Linked DNA regions of Homo sapiens: region 2 is linked to region 1. The links are chromatin loops, found by intact Hi-C in ENCODE. Cell type or tissue: spleen. All regions are shown on one strand. Links, peaks and the distances in the headings refer to the core of each region. The heading gives the core; the rest is flanking DNA.

Region 1 (11,749 bases), core at 1,697-9,696:
TCCATTGTTATAAAGTTCAAAAAAGGCAAAATGAATCTGTGGTGTCAGAAATCACCTTGAGAGTTGCCTTTGATGGAGGGGCTGGCAGTAGGAAGGAGAGGAGGCTTTGAGGTCCTGGCACTGTTTTCAGTCTTGGTCCAGGTGCTGATTGCATGCCTGTGTTCACCTTGTGAAAAAAACATTTGGCTAGCCAGTGACTTGCGCTCTTTTCTGTATGAATGCTGTACTCAACATCTATTTTTAAATAATTGATAATCTGAATTTTATTGGCTTTGTTTGTATTTACTTTGTATAAGAACTATGAGGCTATCAAGATTATAACTAGTTACGTTCATGCATATTTAAATTTTATTATAACAAAAATAACTTGAGAAGACATTAAGATGTTAGAATCATTTTTAAACTCCTTGTCTGAATTTTAGATATTGATGAGTGATACCAGATATAAAAATTAGGAAATTAAACTTTTTAAACTTCTTCCCACTTCCCTCTCCCAAACTTCTGTTTTGTCGCTGTTAGTTTTGTTATCTTGTCTTTTATAATATATTTATGTCCTATTCAGTGATCATAAACCTTGTGGTCATTTTCTTAATTCTAATTTACATTGTTCACTTTTCACCACCCACCTCTTTCTTTTACTTCAACTTTTTCATTCTTGAATTTGTCAGATGAGACCACTATTCAATATATAAGATAAAAAGACAAAACTGAAGTTACTGCTTTATAAGAGACAACTGTGCTGATCAGCAGAGCTGACTATGGATCTCATACAGGGTTTAGGGGAAGGTGGAAGTTAGAGACAGGATTTCCAGGGGTGTAAGTGGGCTGACGTCATTGATGACACTGTTGTTGATTGGTTGACACTTGGAGGCCTGTTTAATTGAACTTCCTCCTTTCAGAAGGGAGACCTGACACTGACTGGTTGGCTTTGAAAAGTGTGTTCACTCAGTTGCCGCGTTGTTGATCTATTGGCAGGTGAAAAACAGGGATATGTCCGAAGTCTCCTAATGTATAACAGTTCCATGTTCTTGCCGTTGTATCATCTCAGGTTTTTAGCTCTCTTCTCCTGTGGGTATTTTTCTCTTCTACACTAGCTTGTCCATCTATCTTTGTGTGTTCTGTCCCTCTGGTATCTTTTCTTCTCTAATATTCTATACATTTTCATGTTTTTTTTTTTTTAGACGGAGTCTTGCTCTGTTGCCCAGGCTGGAGTGCAGTGGCACAATCTCGACTCACTGCAACTGCCACCTCCCAGGTTCAAGCGATTCTCCTGACTCAGCCTCCCAAGTAGCAGGGATTACAGGCACCTGCCACCACGCCCAGCTAATTTTGGTATTTCTAGTAGAGACGGGGTTTCACCATGTTGACCAGGCTGGTCTCGAACTCCTGACCTCAGGTGATCCACCTGTCTCAGCCTCCCAAAGTGCTGGGATTACAGGCGTGAGCCACCACGCCGGCCAATGTCATTTCTTTTCATCTTTTTCATGCTTAAGGTGGGCAATGCCATCCAGATGTTCTATAATCAGTGGCACAAAATTAACACCTCATGAAACAAACTTTTATTTTCTTTGGTCTGTCTGGTTTTTTCTTTTTTTTTTTCTTTTTTTCGAAAAGGCAAATTTGTTGCCAACATTTAAAAGTTGGGAGGTGACACATAAAAATTCAGAATTTCAGCTTCTCTTGAAAAACAAAATCAAAGACGTGACAATACCGGACTTAAGTTGGCAGAGAGCAACAATCACCTGGAGTATTATTTTTTATAGCTTCATGTATTTTAATACAGGAACGGCACAGAAGACAGCCAACATTAAAAATATATACTTGCATGTAGGACAACTCAGTTAGAAAAGTCTGTGGATGGAATCTGCTGTATGATAAAAGTGCTACAAACACCAGTTAGTTGCAGTCAATAAGAAATTTGCTTGTTTTTAAAAAATGCAAATGCTGGCATCGTCCAGAAACATTTAACAGGTGTATTTGTAATTGCTATAAAGTTGAACTGCTGAAACTTGTTCAACAAAACTTTTGACTTGCATGAATGCTGTACATCTCATTTATATGAACAATTCACACTCAGATGAAAATGGAAAAACTGCCCATACCTGATTTCTGTCTCCTGTTTTTCCAGTCACAATCATATACTTAAGTACCTTTTGGCCCCACGAAAAAAAATGTCTATTGTTCACAACTACCAAAAACAGGAAGAAGAGAGTTTTTATTTTTTTGAGAACGAAACGTGTTTCTCCTCATGGTAGATTATTAAGCTGTTCTCCACGTGCTAGCTGGATGCCTTTTGGCATAATTGTTACATGTCTGGCATGGATGGCACACAGGTTGGTATCTTAAAAAAGGCCAACCAGGCCAGCTGCAGTGGCTCACGCCTGTAATCCCAGTACTTTGGGAGGCCGAGGCGGGTAGATTACTTGAGGTCAGGAGTTCAAGACTAGCCCGGCCAACATGGTGAAACCCTGTCTCTACTAAAAATACAAAAAAAAAAAATTAGCCTGGTGTGATGGCGCATGCCTGTAATCCCAGCTACTCAGGAGGCTGAGGTGGGAGAATCGCTTGAACCCAGGGGAAGCGGGGGCAGAGGTTGCAATGAGCTGGGATCGCGCCATTGCACTCCAGCCTGGGTGACAAAGTGAGACTCTATCTCAAAAAACAAAAAAAGGCCAACCAGGTAGGCCTCCCTTGCCTCCTGCAAAGCACCAACAGCTGCACTCTAGAAGCACAGATCTGTTTTGATGTCCCGTGCAATTTCTCTCACCAGGTGCTGCAAAGGAAGTTTTGAGTTGTAAGTTCAGTGGACTTCTGAGACCATCTAATTTCATGGAGTGGCACAGTGCTAGGCCAGTAACGATGAGGTTTCTTTAGCCCTCCAATATGAGGCCCACTCTTGTGAGCAGCATTTGTAACCAGCTGCTTCCTAGGTGCTTTACCCCCAGTTGATTTGTGGGCAGTCAGCATGGTAGGAGCCACAGTATAGAAACTTCCTTCCCTACCCACCTTCCTCAGCTGGAGCTCAGCAAGCTAGTGGTGGCTGCGAACACAATTTGGAGACCGTTTAACATCGGCAGTTTTCAAATGTTAGTGAGCATCAGGACTACCAGGAGGGCTTGTTAGAACACAATTTTTCAGGTTGGGTGTGGTGGCTCAAGCCTGTGACCCCAACACTTTGGGGGCGCAGAAGCAGGAGCATCACTTGAGGCCAGGAGCTCGAAACCAGCCTGGGCAACATAGCAACACCCCATCTCTATGAGAAATTGTTTTAAGAATTAGCCAGGTGTGGTAGCCTGCCCTGTAATCCCAGCTACTCGGGCAGCTGAGACAGGAGGGTCACTTGAGCCCAAGAGTTCAGGGCTTCAGTGAACTGTGATCATGCTACTGCACTCCAGCCCAGGAGACAGAGTGAGACCTCTGTCTTGGGGGAAAAAAATCACAATACTCTTAACCTTTCCCACAGGCTGCCTATTTACTCCGTAGGTTTTCTTTTCTTTACATCGGTGGATATTAGTGAGAATTCTCAGAATTTCATCACCAGCCTCCTTTTCTTGAATCACTCCAGGCAGGTAGGATGGGATTGGTAGGTACCTGTGTGGTCTACACTAGAAGCTTCGATTATTTTCTTGGCCACCATGTTTTAAAGTTTCTAACAAGAATTTGTGCCTCTTAACCTAATTTGTTTACTACTGGAGAGTTTTTGCTGAGTTTTGGCACTTTTTGTTCCTTTTGTGAGATCTTCAGGAAGGAGCTATAGGCCAACTTCCTGTACCCTCACTGTGGTAAAATCCAGCTCTGGGTAATTGAATGGTCCTGCTCTAAATGGTCAACCTCTTTCTCAATGTTTGTCCTACCACCACACCACTTCCCACCCCCAGAGATTAGAATCAGTCTGGAGCGAGGGCCAGGTATCCAGATCTTTAGAAGCCCTCTGGGTCGTTCTATTGTGATGCCAAAGTTGAGAGTCACTGCCACAGTTCGGTGCTTTTCAAATGTTAGTGAGTGCGCCAATCTCTAGGGTCTAGCTAAACTTCAGATTCTGAATCAGTATGTCTACAGCGTGGCTCCAGAGTCTGCCTTCTAGCCAGCTCTCAGTGATGGTACTGCTGCTACTCCTTAGACCACACTTGGTAGCGAGCTTTTAGAGCTAACTCAGCTAATGATCTTGCCTGGGTACGCTTAGTGCCCCGTGTCCTCAGACTCAGTGTGGCAGATGTCCTGTCTAAAGCACGGAAGGCGATGTACAGAGACTACTTTTTGGAAATTTTCTGGGACTTTTGTGGAGTGAGGTCGGGTCATCATAGAGTAAGAGCCAATCACACATTGGACCCTGAAGCTAGCCACTTCTAATTATAGCTACTGGACATTCACAAATTCTTAGGGTTCCAGGAAGGGCATGGAAAAGACAGAAACATCCCCTTAAATCCTACTTCAGAACAGGACATATGATTTTTGCCTAGGTACCTATCATTTGTCATCAGTTCTCCAAAGGATAAATGGGACCACGCAGAGAAATGGCATCACCAGCATGTCCCAGCATGTCACCCACATGCCACAGTGAGAGGCACAGGAGTGAGGCAGAGCCAGAAAGAGAGGAACAGTGAGCAATGTTCCCACCTTCTGAGGAGCTGATGGGAGCCCAGGCAGCCGACTGCACTTTAGTAAGCGTGAAAGACAAGAAGACGTCGCTGAAGCTTATTCTTGTGAACACTCAGGGTAACTCTGAGAGTGGCCACAAAACCTGGGCCCAGGGCCAGGCTGTGTTAGCGCAACAGCACCACTAGATGGCGCCATTGGCTCGAGGAGCACAGAGTGTCCGCCCGGTGCTGGTGAGGCTTGTTTCAGCCCCGCTTTAGGACACGATGCTTAGATCCGTAGAACGAAAATGATGGAAGTGAAAGATCAGGGCTGCTACAAGATGCTTTTCATCAGGCCAGAGCCTTTCTTTTTTCCATTTTAAAATATTTATTTTTTATTGATACGCAAATATTTGCACATATTTATGAGACACGCGTATCTTTGGTTACATGCATAGACTGTGTAATGATCAAGTCAGGTTATTTATCGTATCCATCACCTCGAATATCATTTATACGTATTGCAAACACTTCAAGTCCTCTCTTCTAGCTTTTTTTTTTGAAATATACAATACCTTGTTGTCAACTCTGGTCATCCTACTCTGCTGTCGAACATTAGAACTTATTTCTTCTAATTGTGTGTTTGTACCCATTAACCAACCTCTCTTTACCCCCATCTCCCACTACACACCCTTCCCAGCTTCTAGTGTCTGTCATTCTACTACTCTCTATCTCCATGAGGTCAGCGTTTCTAGCTCCCACATATGAGTGAGAACATTTGACATTTGTCTTTCTGTACTTGGTTTATTTCACTTAACATGATGACCTTCAGTTCCATCCATGTTGCTGCCACTGACATGATTTCACTCTTTTTTATGGCCAAATAGTATTACATTGTGCATATGTACCATATTTTCCTTATGTATTCATCCATTGATGGGTATTTAGGTTGATTCCATGTTTGCTATTGTGAACAATGCTGCAATAAACAAGAGGGTATATGTATCCTTTCAACATACTGATTTCCTAACCTTTGGATAAATACCCAGCAGTGGAATTGGTGAATCATATGTTAGTTCTATTTTTAGTTTCTTGAGAAATCTCCATACTGTTTTACATAATGGCTGTACCAATAATTTACATTTCCACCAAAGTATATAAGAGTTCCCTTTCCTCCGCATCAGGCCAGAAATCTTTGACATTCAGAACAACCTAGCAATGTCTAAGGGGCATCCAGCTGTCGGTGGCTGACCAGGTCACTCCTGTTCGCATGACAGAAGGATACCTGGAGGAGTCTTTGTGCCCACTGGATTAGTGAAAATAAAATCTTTTTCTACCAACTGGTGGAATCCTCTTTTGAAGTAAAAAATCTTTTCCATTTTTTGTTTTCACTTTTTCAAAGTTATTATATATTGAAGGCTTATATGAAAGGAAATGTGGTAAAGGCTTCAAGTCCACTTAATCTTCACAGTAGCCTTGTGGCCTTGTTATTATCCCCATTTTACAGGTGGGGAAATTGAGGGCTGAAGACATTAAAGCCTCTAACCCAAATGATGAAGCCAGGACTTGAACCCAGTTAGATCTGTCTCCAAAGCCTATGAACTTAACCACTGTGCTACACTACCACCCAGTCGGTATTTATTCAGAAACGCACATGTCTAGACAGTGGCCTTTCTCAGTCCAGTATTGTGTGACTTGCAGCAAAAATATCTTACAGAGATACGGTGTGGTAGGGGAAGAATGGGGATTTCAGGTGCCCATAATCGGGTATCTAACCCATTCTTTAGCAGCTAAAAGTTCCCAGAACATCTTTATTTCCCTTCTTCCTTCTTCCTAGTATCTCTTCTTAGCATGAAATGCTGTCAGCTGCTTCTACTAGCTGAAAAAACAACAGCTGCCTCCACAACCATCTAGAAAGGGCCCTGCACCTGGTGATTCAACGCCCTCTTTTTGCTACTTCCTTTCCAGGCCTGTCTCTCCCGCATCAACCTAATCTGTGAAATGGAAAGCAAGCTGGTTGCATTAATTCTTACTAAAGTGTACACAACTGAGAGTCATTGCAACATATTATCCAAATATCATCCAACTAAGTGGTGTTTGGCTTTGGGGCGAAAGGAATGTGCTGAGATTTCAGTGATGATATTTCAGCCTACATGCTTTATTACAACTCAATGCTTTTGCTGATTCGAGGAGACAGACCCTGAGGAAAAGACCAAAGGCAGGGACAAAGGGTAAGGCCTGCAAGTAGAAAGGATCGATTAGTAATTATGACATTTCACACACATCTGGGGCTAAATATTCTATGGTAATAAGGAAAGCTAAAAAAAAAAGGCTATTTCTTTCCTAGGCTAATTCCATGGCCTGAACATAATATGCTGTTCTTTGTTTCCTCAACTGGAGAAGGATAGACTACTTAAAAAACAAGAAACCTGAGGAAGCCATTGGCCACTTTAACAATGATATAAACTATTCCAAGGTGACAAAATAACTCTAGTTTTCTTTATATACAGAAAAAACTCCAACTAATATGTGGAAGCAATGGTAGAATTAGAAAATCCCCGCTGGGTGCAGTGGCTCACGCCTATAATCCCAGCACTTTGGGAGGCCAAGGCAGGTGGATCACCTGAGGTCAGGAGTTCAAGATCAGCCTGGCCAACATGGCGAAACGCCATCTCTACTAAAAATACACAAATGAGCCGGGCGTGGTGGCGCGTGCCTGTAATTCCACTCGGGAGTCTGAGGCAGGAGAATCACTTGAACCCAGGAGTCGGGAGGTTGCAGTGAGCCGAGATTGCGCCACTGCACTCCAGCCTGGGCAACAGAGGGAGACTTCCTCTCAAAAAAAAAATTAAAAAAAAAAAAAGGAAAATCCCCATTTTTCAACCCCTAATTGAAATTACTGATTCCAGCAACATAGTGAGCAAATGAAAGGTTGTAGAGAAAAGATGGAAAGTGGAGTTTGCAATGGAGGGGTTGTCTGGCTGACGTTACTGACCCCTACTGATCTTGCCTGGTGGACAAAAGACCCACTGTGTCCTTTCGGAAGTGACGCAGTAGGCAGTGGACCAGCATCTCCTGGGAAGTACATCTCCCTCAAACATTTGAACCCATATCAAAGAAGCCTCTAGATCTGCTTCCACTCTACAGGAAACATGGGGGATCCAGGAACAAATTAAGTGACTCCACGAGGAAGCAAACACACAGTTTCAGAATGGAGAGGATTCTGCTGAGCAATGGACTCCGTTTCCTCACAAAGGGGGCGTCCACTGTGCAAATGAAGAGACGTAAGAAACATAGAACCAAATACAGCGTGTGGACCCCCATCAGACAAACCCACGGTAAAGGGGGAGCGAGGCTGGAGATAACTCGGAGATTTTTATGAACTCGGTCTTATGATACCAATGAATTACTTTTAATTTTGTCAGATCTGATCATGGCATTGTAATTATATATGACTATGCCCATTTTTAGAGATGTTTACTGAAGTACATAAGGGTGAAATGACATTATTTGCTTTAAAGACTACTTACCTCATCCAAAAGGAAGAAACAGGAAATGGGATGGATGGGTCAAGTGTCGTGTAGTCTTCGTAACTGCTTAATGTTGGTGATGTGTAGATTAGGGTTCATTTCACTATTCTCTATATATGTGGGCCTTTTATTTTTTTAATAATAAAGTTTTGTTTTGTTTGTTTTTTGAGACAGGGTCTCACTGCGTCACCCAGGCCAGAGTGCAGTGGTGCAGTCACGGCTCACTGCAGCTTCAACCTCCCTGGGCTCAGGTGATCCTCCCACCTTAGCCTCCCAAGTAGCTGGGACTACAGGTTCTTGCCACCACACCTGGCTAATTTTTTGTGTGTATTGTTTTGTAGAGACGGGGTTTCTCCATGTAGTCCAGACTAGTCTGGAACTCCTAGGCACAAGCAATCCATCTGCCTCGACCTTCCTAAGTGCTCGGATTACAGGCGTGAGCCACTACACCTGGCCAAACATTTTTTAAAAATCAAAAAGACATGCTCACTTCAGTGACATCAAGTAGGACAAAAGACAATTCAATAAGTTGATGATATTTTCAGCTTTGATGGAACGCATCCACAGCCCCTGGCAGAGCTCATCATCAGGGTCAGGTCCCTGAAATCATCCATGTCAGGTCCCAAATATCCCGCTTGTAAAACTGCATTGCATTCCATTTACCCATCTCAGAAAGATAGATGGCGCCATCAGCCTGGTTAGGATTGGTTTCAGTGACCAAGCATTTCTAATGAGAACACACTGCAGAAACCAACCACTTCCTTGCATAAGACATTCAGCTACAAACCCTGGTGGTTAAGCTGCGATGGGTTCTGCCAGCTTTGAGCTTGGGTCACAGACCTGTTCAAGGGCAAGTGTTCTTCCAGCACTCCGAGAAAGAGATGGCTGTTGATGCAGATGGCATCATACGAAAAGCTCACCTCCATTCATAAGAAGAGAATGCAAATGAAAGCATACTGAGATTTTCAAGTTGTGGGAAATCACAACTGAAAACACACTCACTGGGGATGTGGGGCAACTGACATTCTTGTACTTTATTGGTGGGAGTATAAACTGGAAAAATACCTATAAGGGGACAAATTGGCAGTATCTAGTAAAATTACCAATGCATGTACGCTTTGCTGCAGGAATTCCTCTTTCATCAATTCATGCAACTTATACTTGCTCCCAATTCAAATCACATTGGTCTAAAGTTATTTATTACTAAATCGTTTAATAGTAGATGACTTCAAAACTTAACATACTTACCAGAAGGGGACTGCTAAATAAACTATGGAACAGCCAAATACTATGTAATTTTTAAAATTTTTATTTTAAATAAAATTTTAATTTAAATTTAAATTTTTAAATGAAGAAACTATCTTTATAATTATATTTAGCTATCTCCAAAACATAGTAAGTGGACAGAAAAAAAAAGGCAAGGTAAAACAACTGTGTATATAGTATACTATAAATAATGTTTAAAGAAAATGAAAAAAGAATACTTATGCTTGCATGTGCATAAAATATATCTGGAAGGGCTGCGCATAGTGGCTTATGCCTGTAATCCCAACGCTTTGGGAGGTTGAAGCAGGAGGATCACTTAAGTCCAGGAGTTCAAAACCAGCCTGGACAACATGGTAGGATCCTGTCTCTACAAAAAAATAACATAAAATATAGAACAAAAATTAGCTGGGCATGGTGGCGTGTGCCTATAGTCCCAGCTACTAGTGAAGCTAAAATTAGGAGGATCACTTGAGCCTGGGGAGGTCAAGGCTGCAGTGAGCCGTGATCATACCACTGCACTCTAGCCTGGGTGACAGAGCGCTGCCTTGTTTGTAAAAAGAAAATTAAAAATAAAATATTTCTGGAAGGATGCCCAAGACACTAAACATTGGTTGCACTCAGGTAGCTCGGAGGAGGGAGAATTTTCCCTGTAAACCTTTTTATGTCTTTTTACTTTGGAGCTCTGTAAATCCCTGACCTTTTCAAAAAATAAAAACAATTTCCTAACAACAGAAAACAAAAAACTGTCGGTTGACTTTCAAACCAAGCTTGAAAAGAAAACATCATATTTTAATTAGGGGCTAGTCTGGGACTGGGAGTTGGAAATTGTACCCACTGGAACGTGGGCCACTAAATGGCAAAAAGAAAAAAAACACAGTTAAATTTCCCTGTAGGGGCAAAATATTTCACATCCAATTAAAGCCAACTTACTATAGCTGGTCAAATTAAGGCCAGTTTCATCTTACACTCAGGCTTCACTGTCCTGATGAGCTGGTCTCTGAAATCCTGAGGAGCAGACTCTGGAGGCTGGGCATGTCAGGGCCCCTGAGCCTAATGGCCCCAGTGTCAGCCCAAGATGGGCTCTCGGATGTGACTCTCAGGGGGAAATCCAGCTCCCCACAGCAACTGTGTGACCCTGAAGCAGCGTGTTAGTGATTCTGGGCCTTCTGCTGGGAAAATGCATGTATCAAGAATGCATCACTGAAACAGCACACAGTGGACTCGAGTTCATTTTTCAAATATATCTGTTCAAGTGAAGACAGAGCCTGTTTTTAAAATCTATGAAACAGTTCCTGTTAAAAAAAAATAGTACAGGAGCAATAAAAAACGTACCTACCTTTTAGGGCTGCTGTGAAGATAAGTTGAGTCGATACACGCACACAAAATAAAAGTTAGCTGTGGCCGGCATGATGGCTCACACCTGTAATCCCAGCGCTTTGGGAGGCCGAGGTAGGCGGGTCACCTGAGGTCAGGAGTTTGAGATCAGCCTGGCCAACATGGTGAAACCCCATCTCTACTAAAAGTATAAAAATTAGCTGGGTGTGGTGTTGGGCGCTCATAATCCCAGCTCCTTGGGAGGCTGAGGCAGGAGAATTGCTTGAACCTGGGAGGCAGAGGTTGCAGTGAGCAGAGATCGAGCCATTGCACTCCAGCCTGGGTGACAAGAGCGAAACTCTGTCTAAAAAAAAAAAAAAAAAAGCTATTATCATCAGGAAGGAAACATAGGATTTGGAACTACTTAAAGCTCAACATATCTGTAGCATCTGTTCTGCTTGACAGCAGTCAGTCATCTTAAAGGTCAAGCCAGTGTATCTACAGACCACACCATGTGACCACTCTGAAGAATGACAGAATGTAGGATTTTGGAACTGAAAGGGCTCATGTCCCTGTGGTGTCACCTCTTAGTTTCATTGTATGCTTTTCTCCACAGCTTCCCAGGCATGCAGAAAACTCTACCTCCTAGCCCTTTCCTCTAAGTGAAGCCATGGCACTGGATCCAGCCAATGAAATGTGAGCAGAGGTGAGGCCCTGGAAAGCCCACCAGCACACCCTCCCCTGCCAGGAAAACCACGTGTGGAAATGGTCAAGCCACAGTAAAGAAGGAAACTAAAGCCAGAGTGGCTGTAATCCCAGCATTTTGGGAGGGCAGATCGCCCAAGGTCAGGAGTTCAAGACCAGCCTGTCCAACATGGTGAAACCCCGTCTCTACTAAAACTATAAAAAACTAGCCAGGTATGGTGGTGCATGCCTGTAATCCCAGCTACTCAGCAGGCTGAGGCAGGAGAATCATTTGAACCTGGGAAGCGGAAGTTGCTGTGAGCCGAGATCATGCCACAGCACTCCAGCCTAGGCGACAGAGTGAGATTCTGTCTCAAA
Region 2 (11,749 bases), core at 2,578-10,577, 110 kb after region 1:
AAATACAAAAATTAGCCAGGCATGGTGGCAGGGGCCTGTAATCCCAGCTACTTGGAAGGCTGAGGCAGGAGAATCGCTTGAACCCGGGAGGCAGAGGTTGCAGTGAGCCGAGATCGCGCCACTGCACTCTAGCCTGGGCAACAGAGTGAGGCTCTGTCTCACAATAAAAAACAAACACACAAAAAATTGGTCAGGCGTGGTGGCTCATGCCTGCAATCCCAGCACTGTGGGAGGCCAGGGCAGGCAGATCACTTGAATGTCCAGGAGTCTGAGACCAGCCCAGGCAACATGGTGAAACCCCATCTCTACAAAAAGTACAGAAATTAGCTGGGTGTGGTGGTACATGCCTGTAGCCTCAGCTACTGAGGGGGCTGAGGTAGGAGGATCGCTTAAGTCCAGGAGGTGGAGGCTACAGTGAACTGAGATCATGCTGCTGCACTCTGGCCTGGGTGAGAGAGCAAGATCCTTCTCAATTAAAAAATAATAATAATTAAAAAAAAAAAACTGAAGTAGAGCTAGGCACAGCAGCTCAAGCCTGTAATCCCAGCGCTTCTAGAGGCTGAGGCAGGAGGCTCACTTGAGCCAAAAGTTTAAGACCAGCCTCGGCACCACACTGAGACCCCCATCTCTACAAAAAAAGTTTTTTAATTAGCCAGGTGTGGCATGGTGGCACACACCTGTAGTCCCAGCTACTCGTGAGACTGAGATGGGAGGATCACTCGAACCCAGGAGTTGGAGGCTGCAGTGAGCTACGATTGCACTACTGCACTCCAGTCTGGGTAACAGAGCAAGACGCTGTCTCCAAAAAAAAAAAAAAATTAAGTAGATTTTGCATTCTGCTGTCTTCTCCCTATTATGTCTTTGTTGTTTTTTTTTCAATTTAAGAGTATTTTAAAATCATATTTGTTCATCATAACTGTCTCCTGAGAGCCAGGTTTCCGCCTTGTCTTCCCATGGCTCCACCCTCACTGCGCCTTCCTACAGCACAAATATGGCACAGCTGCAGAGAGTGCTCTGGCCACCCCCACACAGCAGATACTTTGGAAAGTGACTTGTTTTGACCATTCTTTCAAGCTAACAAACAGGTTGTTCTGATGCTGAGCTACACTTAAAAAACAACAAAAAAAGGGGGGGCAGTGGGAAAACGAGAGCCTGTCTGGCTGCTCCTTACGGCGGACAAGCAGTGAAAAGGTACTGGCTTTTCTGAGTGCCCTTCCCAACCCTTCCACCCTCAGCAGGCAGAAGGTGCTGGAGCACCGGGCCAGGAACACTCACAAGGGGGCACTTTTTTCTGTGCTTCAAGCTCCAGATGCCAGAACGCGGTTTCCTTCCTACCTGTAGAAAGGTTTAGGCAATCCCCAACTCCAGGGATCAAGAAATAGCAGCCTTCTCCCAAGACTCACTTTTCCCAATTTTTGTGTTTTGTTCAGTGGTAGATCCCCAGCACATGGTGGGCTCTGGAAGCATGTTAAGACATGAATGCATTCCTTCGAGGTGCCTTATCGTCAATGGACAACCATAAAACACTTCAGAGGAGACCACATAACCACCAGAAAGAACGAAATAACTGCCAGTGCTGCCATTTGGCCACACCCTAAACGTGGCTGGAATGTAAGTCTACACATCTGGGGGCACAAGCTTTGGAAAAGCAGTCAAGAGGGCGCCTGCCATAGGGCCTGAAAGGAGATCCGAGGCATAGCTCAGAGTCCTCCCATATTTATTTCTGCTCACTCGATACGCACCTCTCCCTTGTCAACCTGGTACAACATGTTTATTTAAGAGATAATGTTGCGGTGGAGGAGTGCACAAGGCAATAAACAGCTTTTGCAGGCAATTAAATGCAGAAGTGAAATTGAGCTGCTGGTCAGCGGAACCAGCCATTCATTGTGAGTTTGTTCCAGTGTCACAAATGTTATTCCTGTTTCACAACAGGACAGGAATCTATGATTGGGCCACAAATCTCCTACACAGGCTGAGGCAGACCAGAAGCAATTAAAAGCAGCTCTCAGCAGGCAGGGCATTTACACAAAAGAGCCTTAAGATTCTGGAATGCCGAGCTAGGAGACTGCTCTATTTTTTAAGGAGGTTTGGCACTTAGTAGGTGCTCAGTAATTATTCGTGGCTTGCTTGTTTTTATAGGGAGGCTTGCAGGAAGTCTCAACTGTACAATAAAAATTCGAAACCCTTTCTACTCATCTCTAAGAATTCCTTCTAGCTTTAAAAAGTTATGACGATCTCCACTAGAGTCAGTTTTTTTTTTCTAGGAATCAAAAAGGAGTTGTTGGTTTTAATACAAATTGTTTTCTTGTTTCTTTTTTAAAATATTGATTTTTTTTGAAGAAAGATTTGAATCTTTCTTGATTCTGATATAAATCAGAAAGGAGTTATCCTACAGGATACAAAAATCAACATACAAAAATTAGTTAGCATTTCTATACATGACTAGTGAACCATCTGAAAAAGAAATCAAGAAAACAATCCCATTTACAATAGTTAAAAAAATACATGTAATCAAAGAGGTGAAAGATTTCTTTACTGAAAACTATAAAACACTGATGAGAGAAACCGAAGACAGATAAATGAAAAGATATTCCATGTTCATGGGCTGTAAGAATTAATATGGCTAAAATGTCCACACTACCCAAATTTGTATCACAATCTAAAAAGAAAAAGAGAGTTTACATCCTACTAGGCAGGATAGCTAATAAAAAGATGACTCCATCTGGTTAAGTTAGGAGGAGAGTCCGGCCTTAGCAACACAGTCAAGAAAGTAGTTGAAGACCCAACCTCACATTCTGGCCTCAAGGTTGAGCCATTTTCACACCAAGAAAATCAGTCAGGAGAGAACAGCACAGGTGCTCTCCAAGTGCAGCGGTGGGGCACCTTCTACAAAGAAGACAGAAAAGCAGGGCAGCAACCAAAGAAGAGCCCCCGACTCTGCCCTCTCCTAGGAAGCTGCCACCAAGAGGGGCAAGGCATTGTCCAAAGAGCAGAGTGAGAGAGCCTTCCAGGAACAGCAGAAAAAGCGAAGTGAGGAAAAGACTGCCATCCAGATCTCTGTTCCTGACACTTCTGCTACCTCTCTGGGCCAGGCACGGTGACTCATGCCTGTAATCCCAGCACTTTGGGAGGCCGAGTGGGCGGATCACTTGAGGCCAGGAGTTTGAGAACAGCCTGGACAACATGGTGAAACCCCATGTCCACTAAAAATACAAAAATTAGCCGGGCGTGGTGGCACATGCCTGTAATCCCAGCTACTTGGGAGGCTGAGGCACAGGAATCACTTGAACCTGGGAGGTGGAGGTTGCAGTGAGCCAAGATCACGCCACTGCACGCCAGCCTGAATGACAGAGTGAGGCCCTGTCTCAAAAAAAGAAAAACAACAATAACAAAAGAAAAAAGAAAAACGACTCTGGTTAAAAAGTGAGCCATCCAGTTTCTCTCCCTTCAACATTAGCTAAAGGTATTATTTGTAGATTTTTACTATTTAATTTTAATACTTCTTTATAACATCTATGTCTTAACGCATTTTGCACCATTATCATTTTTACCTATACTTTATGTTTTCTATTTCCTAAGGGCATCAAATTCTTCCCCAAAGATACAGAAATCAATCCATACACATTCATACTTGGTCCATATTCGCATGTCAGTCTTTTGATAATAGTTAACATATGTATTTTTATACCCTATCTTGCTACAAAGGGGATCTGAGGTAGCTAACGAAAATACATATGAACAAACAGTCAAGAACTCAATAGATTTTTTAGGCCGGGCGCGGTGGCTCTCAGGAGACAGTTATAATGAACAAACATGATTTTAAAACATTCTTAAATTGGAAAAAACCAACAACGACATAATAGGGAGAAGATAGTAGAATGCAAAATCTACTTAATTTTGTTTTTTTTTTTTGGAGACAGTGTCTTGCTCTGTTACCCAGGCTGGAGTCCAGTAGTGTAATCATAGCTCACTGCAGCCTCCAACTCCCGGGCTCCCATCTCAGTCTCAGTTCCACAGATCATTGCATTTCCTTTATACGTATATTACCTCTCAATTCCAATATCAATGTGCTTTAAAAGCTCCCTTCAAAAATAGTATGATTCCCTCACGCCTGTAATCCCAGCACTTTGGGAGCCCGAGGCTGGTGGATCACGAGGTCAGGAGATTGAGACCATCCTGGCTAACATGGTGAAACACCATCTCTGCTAAAAATACAGAAAAAAAAATAGCCACGCGTGATGGCACGTGCCTGTAGTCCCAGCTACTCAGTAGGCTGAGGCAGGAGAATCACTTGAACCCAGGAGGCAGAGGTTGCAGTGAGCCGAGATGGCGCCACTGCACCCCAGCCTGGGCGACAGAGCGAGAATCTGTCTCAAAAATAATAATAATAATAATAATAATAATAATAATAATATGATTCCAAAAATAAAACGTATGAAGAACTTAAGAAAATTTGTAGCTCAGGGGATTAAAATTGACATTTTAATATGCCCAAGAAGTCAGATCCCTGAGGGTAGCAAAAGATCCCAAAAGTGGAATGACTTCAATTTTATCAACCTAATGACTTCAATTTTAACAACATTTTAATACCTGAAAAAGGCAGACGCAAAATGGAACAGAATGGGTCAGAGGAAAATTTCAATTCACATTTTCTTGAAGTGGGCTTAGAAAAGTCAATTCTTTTTTTCTTTTGAGACAGAGTCTCACTCTGTCGCCCAGGCTGGAGTACAATGGCGCGATCTCTGCTCACTGCAACCTCCACCTCCCGGGTTCAGACGATTCTTCTGCCTCAGCCTTCTGAGTAGCTGGAATTACAGGCGTGCGCCACCATGCCCAGTTAATTTTTGTATTTTTAGTAGAGACAGGGTTTCACCATGATGGCCACGCAGGTCTTGAACTCCTGACCTCGTGATCCACCCGCCTCGGCCTCCCAAAGTGCTAGGAATACAGGCATGAGCCACCGCACCTGGCCTAAATAATGCTTAAAAAGTCAACCTCACAGAATCAGAGAACAGTGGTTGCCGGGAGCTCGAGGTGGAGGAAATAAAGGGATGTTGGATTAGCGAGGAGTGGTGGTGCGTGCCTATAATCCCAGCTACTCAGGAGGCTGAGGCAGGAGAATCACTTGAACCCAGGAGGTGGAGGTTGCAGTGAGCCAAGATCGCACCAGCCTGGGCGACAGAGTGAGACTCTGTCTCAGGAAAAAAAAAAAAAAAAAAGAAAAGACAAGAAAAAAAAAATCTCAGTTTAAAATGTTCTTACTCCTTCAACAGAACCAAGATACTAATGGTTGACAAATATCTACTGGTCAATCAAAGCATTTATATACAACAAGGGAAATAAAATTCATTGAGCTGGAAAAAAAAAAAGATGTTGGGCAAAGGGTAAAAAGTTTCAATTACGGCTGGGAGTGGTGGCTCATGCCTGTAATCCCAGCACTTTGGGAGGCTGAGGTGGGCCAATCACAAGGGCAAGAGATACAGACCATCGTGGCCACCATGGTGAAACCCCGTCTCTACTAAAAATACAAAAATTAGCTGGGCTTGGTGGCGCGTGCCTGTAGTCCCAGCTACTCGGGAGGCTGAGGCAGGAGAATGGCTTGAACCCGGGAGGCAGAGGTTGCAGTGAGCCGAGATCGCGCCACTGTACTCCAGCTGGGTGACAGAGCAAGACTCCCTCTCAAAAAAAAAAAAAAAAAAAAAAGTTTCAGTTATAAGATGAGTAAATTCTGGGAATCTAACATACAGCATGGTGACTGTACTTAATAATATACTGTACACCTGAAAAATGCTAATAGAGTAGATCTTAAGTGTTATCAACCACACACATAAAAATGGTAACTATGTGAGGTGATTAATGTGTTTGTTAATTAGCTTAATTGTGGCAATCATTGTGCAAGGTACACATATATCAAATCATCACATTGTACATCTTAAATATATACAACTTTTTTTACCCATGATACGTCAATAAAGCTGGGAAAGTGAAAAAGAGGGTCAAACACTTGCACTGAACTCCCAAATATATATGTGGCATTGCGTTGAATCAAATCCCCACTGAGGAAGCCTGAGCATGGCAAATGCATCCAGAATGAGAACAGTTCTTGCAGAATCCTAATGTCTTTCACTTGGAAGAGGGCTTGGAGGTGTTGAGTCTAACTTTTCACCTACATATTCCCACAACATACCTCTGTACAAGGTAATCTAGCCTCTGAATGCTTTTGATGCCTTCAATCTGCTGCTAACAAACGGGCATGATGAAAATGGTTGCAACTGAGGAAGCAGAACAGCCCTAGATAAACGCTCCCTTCTCTAATAAAGTAAAATGCTTTGTTTTACTCCAAATATCAAATGCCCTTGATTGCATGCTATTTTAAAAATACATACTTGGGGCCGGACACGGTGGCTCATGCCTGTTATCCCAGCACTTTGGGAGGCCGAGGCGGGCGGATCACCTGAGGTCAGGAGTTCAAGACCAGCCTGGTCAACATGGTGAAACCCCATCTCTACTAAAAATACAAAAATTAGCCGGGTGGGGTGGTAGGCGCCTGTAATCCCAGCTACTTCACAGGCTGAGGTGAAAAGAAGCACTTGAACCCAGGAGGCAGAAGTTGCAGTGAGCTGAGATCCTACCACTGCACTCCAGCCTGGGCAACAGAGCGAGACTCTGTCTCAAAAACCAAACCAAAACAAACAAACAAACAAAAAAAAAAACAAACTTGGAGAATGAAAGACTGACCTCTATTCCTAGCGAAAAATGCACCCAGGTTGGGTCCAGCTCAACAGTGACCGAATTCCTTTTCTTACCTTTCTTCCATACAGATTATGACCTGTTTCCTTCCCAAGGTGCAAATTCATCACGCAGATTACTGCCACCCAGAAGGCTTTACCCAGCATTTTCTAAGGTGCCCAACGAAAGTGGGGACAAAGCTGGAGGAGGTGGTACCTCATTCAGTACTTGTGATCTGCCTGTGCCCAACTGGTTATTTATGCAACATTCAAAAAATGAGAAAAGTAAAATTTGAAAAAGAAAACAAGTTTGTACATTATTTCTTTCCAATTCCTTGCAGCCAACCTTTGAGGCTAAAGGGCATTATTGACAGAGTAAAAAATTCCTTACACATTTTGCATATTGTGCCTACATGTGTGCAAAATGGCACACACACATATGTGTGTGTACCTGTGTGTGTCACCTGTGTGTGCCTCTGGGCGCACAAGTGCGTGTGTGCCTCTGTGTGTATGTGCATGTGTGTGCACATGCATGTGGCTTTCACACAACCAGTTCACTCTCTGGGTAATTAATATCATACCTGCCACTGGTTTCCTGTCTGACCAGGCACATAAGGTCCGGGGAGGCCCCGAAGGCTGTTCTTCACAGGGGATCCCCCGAGGGGATTTCCCACCTCCCCAGAAGCAGAATCAGCAGCCAAGGCCATGGAGTACTGCGGGCAGTTGTATAGATTGTTGTAATAAGGAAACAGAGACGGCTGGTAGAAGCTGCTGTAGTAGGTGGAGTCTGAAACCAGGTCAGGTGTGTTCTCCACATGCCCTCTGCTGGTGACAGCAGGAATATCCTGGATGACCATACGTCCCTCTAAATTGGAAGAAAAAAGAAAAATACAACATGGTATTAATGTTAGTCCACGAAACTTTACTTCTAAACCTTCCTACCCAAGACCTGCGGAGCAAGGTAGCTGAATATGCAGAAGACAAAACCATCTGTTGCTTCTCCTATAGCCAAAATAAGGGAGAGTTTCTAAGGTTCGCTTCACTCTGGTGGCACAACCGAAAGACTCAGCTGATTGTTTTTACTGAGAGTATCAAAACCATTTTAGAGGTGATTTTAATTACATAAAGCCCAACAGCACAACTTCTATCCAGAAATTCCTATCCTAATGTCAAGAAACTGAAGAGCAAATCTAGTTGACCTGATTGTGCATTCTTAAAACAAAATTAATTGTAGCCACATAGATAGGTTAGAAAGTCAAAACGAGTGGCCAAGAGTTTAGGTGAATTTAGGTGAACACCTGTTTCCTTAACTTCCTTCCACAGGTGATCAGGTATCTTCAGAAATCTGGCCAAAGGTGCGGACCAGGGGCAAACTTCTAGTGTAAGAGGTCAGTAACTATTTCAGGTTTTGTCAACTATTCAATCACTGCTGCAGCATGCTTGTGTTGCAATAAAACTTTATTTATAAAAACAGGCAGTGGGCTGATCTAACCCAAAGACTAGTTTCCCAACCTCTGGCACAGACATTAAAGTGTTTATTGTCAATTCCAATAAATGAATTCCTAAGTCATCCATCCAATGGACATTTATTAAACAATGTTCTAAGAGCCAGTCCGGGTGCCTGAAACGTCTGCCAGCTGCCGTGCCCACAGGGAGTCTACGGTCTAGGATAGAAGATGGGAAGGGAATACCACCTACCACCTACCATCATACAGGAAGACCCATAAACTTCCATGGGAAGTCAGAGGAAACAGAGATGGCTTGTAGCCTAGTTAGAAATTCATGGACAAAACTGCACCTGAGTTGCACTTAAAAAAAGATGCAGGACACAGGTGAAAAATGAGAAAAGGAGAGGAAGGAGAAAGGAGCAGCAAGGACAAAGGAGTGGAAGCAGGAAAGTGGGGGTAGAGTTTGGAATGATGGGCAGGGAAGTGAGGCTGAGGAACTGGATGAGAAAAGGGAAGGAGACATGTAGTATGAAAGATGGGCTAGGGTAAGGTGAGGCGGGCCTCAGTCCAGCTCTCCTGACTCTGGGATGTAATGGGAACCACTGAGTTCTGAGCAAGGAGGTTACACGGTCAGAGCTGTGCTTGGAGGAGATTTATCTAAGGGCAACTGCTTAGGGCAAGTGAAGGAGAGAGAGATCAGAGGCAGAAAGACCTGCTAGGGAACCACCAAAGTGAGTTCAAGGACAGACCAGAACTCTAAGGCCTGCAAATGTAAGAGAGGAGCCTGTTCCAGGGACATGTGGGGGATGAAACGCAACAGAACTGGAGGGCTGAGGGGCTGCCAGGAATTAAGATGCAGGGGAGGCAGAGAGCAGGAGCCTGGGTGTGTAGAGCAGAGGGTGGGCAGGTGTGCAGGTGGAGGGCTGGGTGAGGGTGAGGAACATGAAACGCGTGCTTTTGGGAGAGGCTGAGACTGGAAGCCAGATCCAAGAGTCACCACTGGAGGTGCTAGCTCCATCTGGGCAAGGAAGGGAGGAGCTGTTACAGAATAAAGGAGAGCCAAGACCTGGAGCGTGAAAAACAGAGAATACAACGTCACAGAGGTTAAAGCTGACTTGAATCACAGAGCAAGCAGGCTGTGGTGTCAACTGCTGCTGGGACATCAAGCAAACAGTTCTAGAAAAGACCAACAGACAACTAGGTCTTCAGGGCCTTGCGGTTTTAACCATGATGAAAGGAGCAGATGCAGGCCTGCAAGAGAGCAAGGAGCAACAAGCAACAAGAAATCCAAAGAGATGACTCCAGTGAATGGCCTCTCTCCTACCAGGACTACCAGGACGTGAGATCCAGCAAGAAGGCACCCAGCCTCCGGGCACACCACTGTGTCCTCCGTGCTTAGCACACTGCCAGACACAGTGGGTCAATATTTGCTGAAGGGACTGAGGAATAATCATTTTTCAAGTAGCTTGGCATCAAAAATAATGTGAGTTAAAAGTAAAAGCTCCAGCCAGGCACGGTGGCCCACGCCTGTAATCCCAGCACTTTGGGAGGCCGAGGCAGGTGATTCACGAGGTCAGGAGATCAAGACTATCCTGGCTAACACGGTGAAACCCTGTCTCTACTAAAAATACCAAAAAAAAAAAAAAATTAGCCAGGCGTGGTGGCGTATGCTTGCAGTCCCAGCTACTTGGGAGGCTGAGGCAGGAGAATCGCTTGAACCTGGGAGACAGAGGTTGGAGTGAGACGATATTGGGCCACTGCACTCCAGCCTGGGCGACAGAGCAAGACTCCGTCTGGGAGAAAAAAAAAAAAAAGTAAAACCTCCAGGGAGTCATAAGATCTTGTCGTTTCACTTTTATTTTGTTTATTTACTTATTTGAGACAGGGTCTCACTCTGTCGCCCAGGCTGGAGTGCAGTGGTACGATCTCGGCTCACTGCAACTTCCTCCTTCTGGGCTCAAGCGATCCTCCCACCTCAGCAGCCCAAGTAATTGGGAATACAGGCGCAAGCCACCATGCCTGGCTGATTTTTGTATTTTTTTTAAGTAGAGACGGGGTTTCACCATGTTGGCCAGGCTGATCTCGAACTCCTGAGCTCAAGCAATCTGAATTTTAATAAGCTCTTAGCTTTTTTTTTTTTTAATTTTTTTGTATAGAGATGGGGTCTCACTATGTTGCCCAGGCTGGTCTCAAACTCCTGAGCTCCAGCAATCAAACCACCTTGTCCTCCCAAAGTGCTACGATTACAGGCATGAGCCACTACACCTGGCCTTGTTTCACTTTTCTAAAAAGGTTTAAGGCTGAGCGCGGTGGCTCACGCCTGTAATCCCAGTACTTTGGGAGGCTGAGGTAGGTCTGATCATTTGAGGTCAGGAGTTCGAGACCAGCCTGACCAACATGGTGAAACCCCGTCTCCACTAAAAAAAAAATACAAAAAAAAATTAGCCGGACATCGGCATGGTGGTGCGTACCTGTAGACCCAGCTACTGCAGAGGATGAGGCAGGAGAATTGCTTGAACCTGGGAGGCCGAGGTTGCAGTGAGCAGAGATCGCGTCACTGCACTCCAGCCTGGGTGACAGAATGAGACTCTGTCTCAAATAAAAAAATAAAAATAAAGAAATAAATAGAGGTTTAAGTGTCCTTAAGCAGACAGAATTGGCTCATGAGAGAAATTTCCAGCACAATGCATGGCCCAAAGAAGGTGCCCAGAAACCATCCACTGGCTGAGTGTGTGGGAAAACAAAAACATGCAAGGGAGAGGGCAAAACTAAAGTGCAAGCTCTGGAAGGTCTGGCTGAGATCTACAACAAAATTTATTTTTGAAGCCTCATTTTAAAGTCAGCATTGGTGTCACTTTTCTCTGAAAGGAAACCAAATCCACCTATGCTAGGCTCCTGTAAATGCACTCCCAAACCACTGTTTTATTCTATTCCTTTCCTTTCTTCTCTCCTCTTCCCAGCTAATGAGATGAGACATTCCAATGCCATTATTCCACACCCCCAAGTCTGGAGAGGGCACATGTCCATTCGCTCCTCCTCAACTTCCCCACTGGGCCTTTCTCTTATTTTAAACATCAGTTTGGGCCGGGTGCGGTGGCTCACGCCTGTAATCCCAGCACTTTGGGAGGCTGAGGCGGGCGGCCTGAGATCTCAGCTCAGTCGGCCTGAGCCAAGATCACGCCACTGCACTCCAGCCTGGGTGACAGAGCAAGACTCCGGCTCAAAAAAAAAAAAAAAAAAAAACACGTTTGGTGGCGTTAAGTGGTGGTTTTCTATATCATTCTTTTGTTTTCAAGGTCATGTCTCTATTGTTTATCTGATTACAAAAGCCTTATGAGCTTCTCAAATTTAATAAATTATATGAGCATCTAAGTCAGAAAAAGAATAAATGACCTATCCTACCATGCAGTCATAAACATTAATGGTTCATTCCTATACAATCTCACAGACATTTAGGAAGGCATTTTAGACACTTAGGCCTGTCCCTGCATTAAAAACACTGAATACCTCCCACTTAAGGCCTGCCTTTCAAAAGCAAGCTTCTTAAAAAAGAAAACAAAATACAGTAGCAGA

Evidence for each region. A loop is a pair of places that touch in the nucleus more often than their neighbours do. Peaks named below come from ENCODE experiments on the same cell type or tissue, not always from the same donor. Only the 100,000 strongest peaks of a DNase experiment are listed, where the experiment ranks them.
Region 2: a loop joins it to region 1, with 6 times the contacts of the local background. A loop is called at or near these places in 90 of 110 quality-filtered maps.

What each region holds. Positions count from the first base shown.
Region 1 is chr9:1,002,315-1,014,063 of GRCh38, reverse strand. It overlaps the pseudogene H3P29. Among named protein-coding and RNA genes, the nearest start is that of DMRT3, 32 kb to the right of the region's middle. RefSeq lists a silencer at 4,667-4,866. In spleen, for the core only: CTCF peaks have their summits at 4,559, 4,761 (motif pointing right) and 8,774; a DNase peak (open chromatin) is centred at 4,783; H3K27me3 peaks cover 5,398 bases.
Region 2 is chr9:889,756-901,504 of GRCh38, reverse strand. It overlaps DMRT1 (doublesex and mab-3 related transcription factor 1), which reads right to left. Exons shown (of 5, transcript NM_021951.3): 3 at 7,310-7,593. Among named protein-coding and RNA genes, the nearest start is that of DMRT1, 54 kb to the right of the region's middle. RefSeq lists an enhancer at 7,260-7,579. In spleen, for the core only: a CTCF peak has its summit at 7,572 (motif pointing left); a DNase peak (open chromatin) is centred at 7,412; H3K4me3 peaks cover 275 bases; H3K27ac peaks cover 257 bases; H3K27me3 peaks cover 3,769 bases.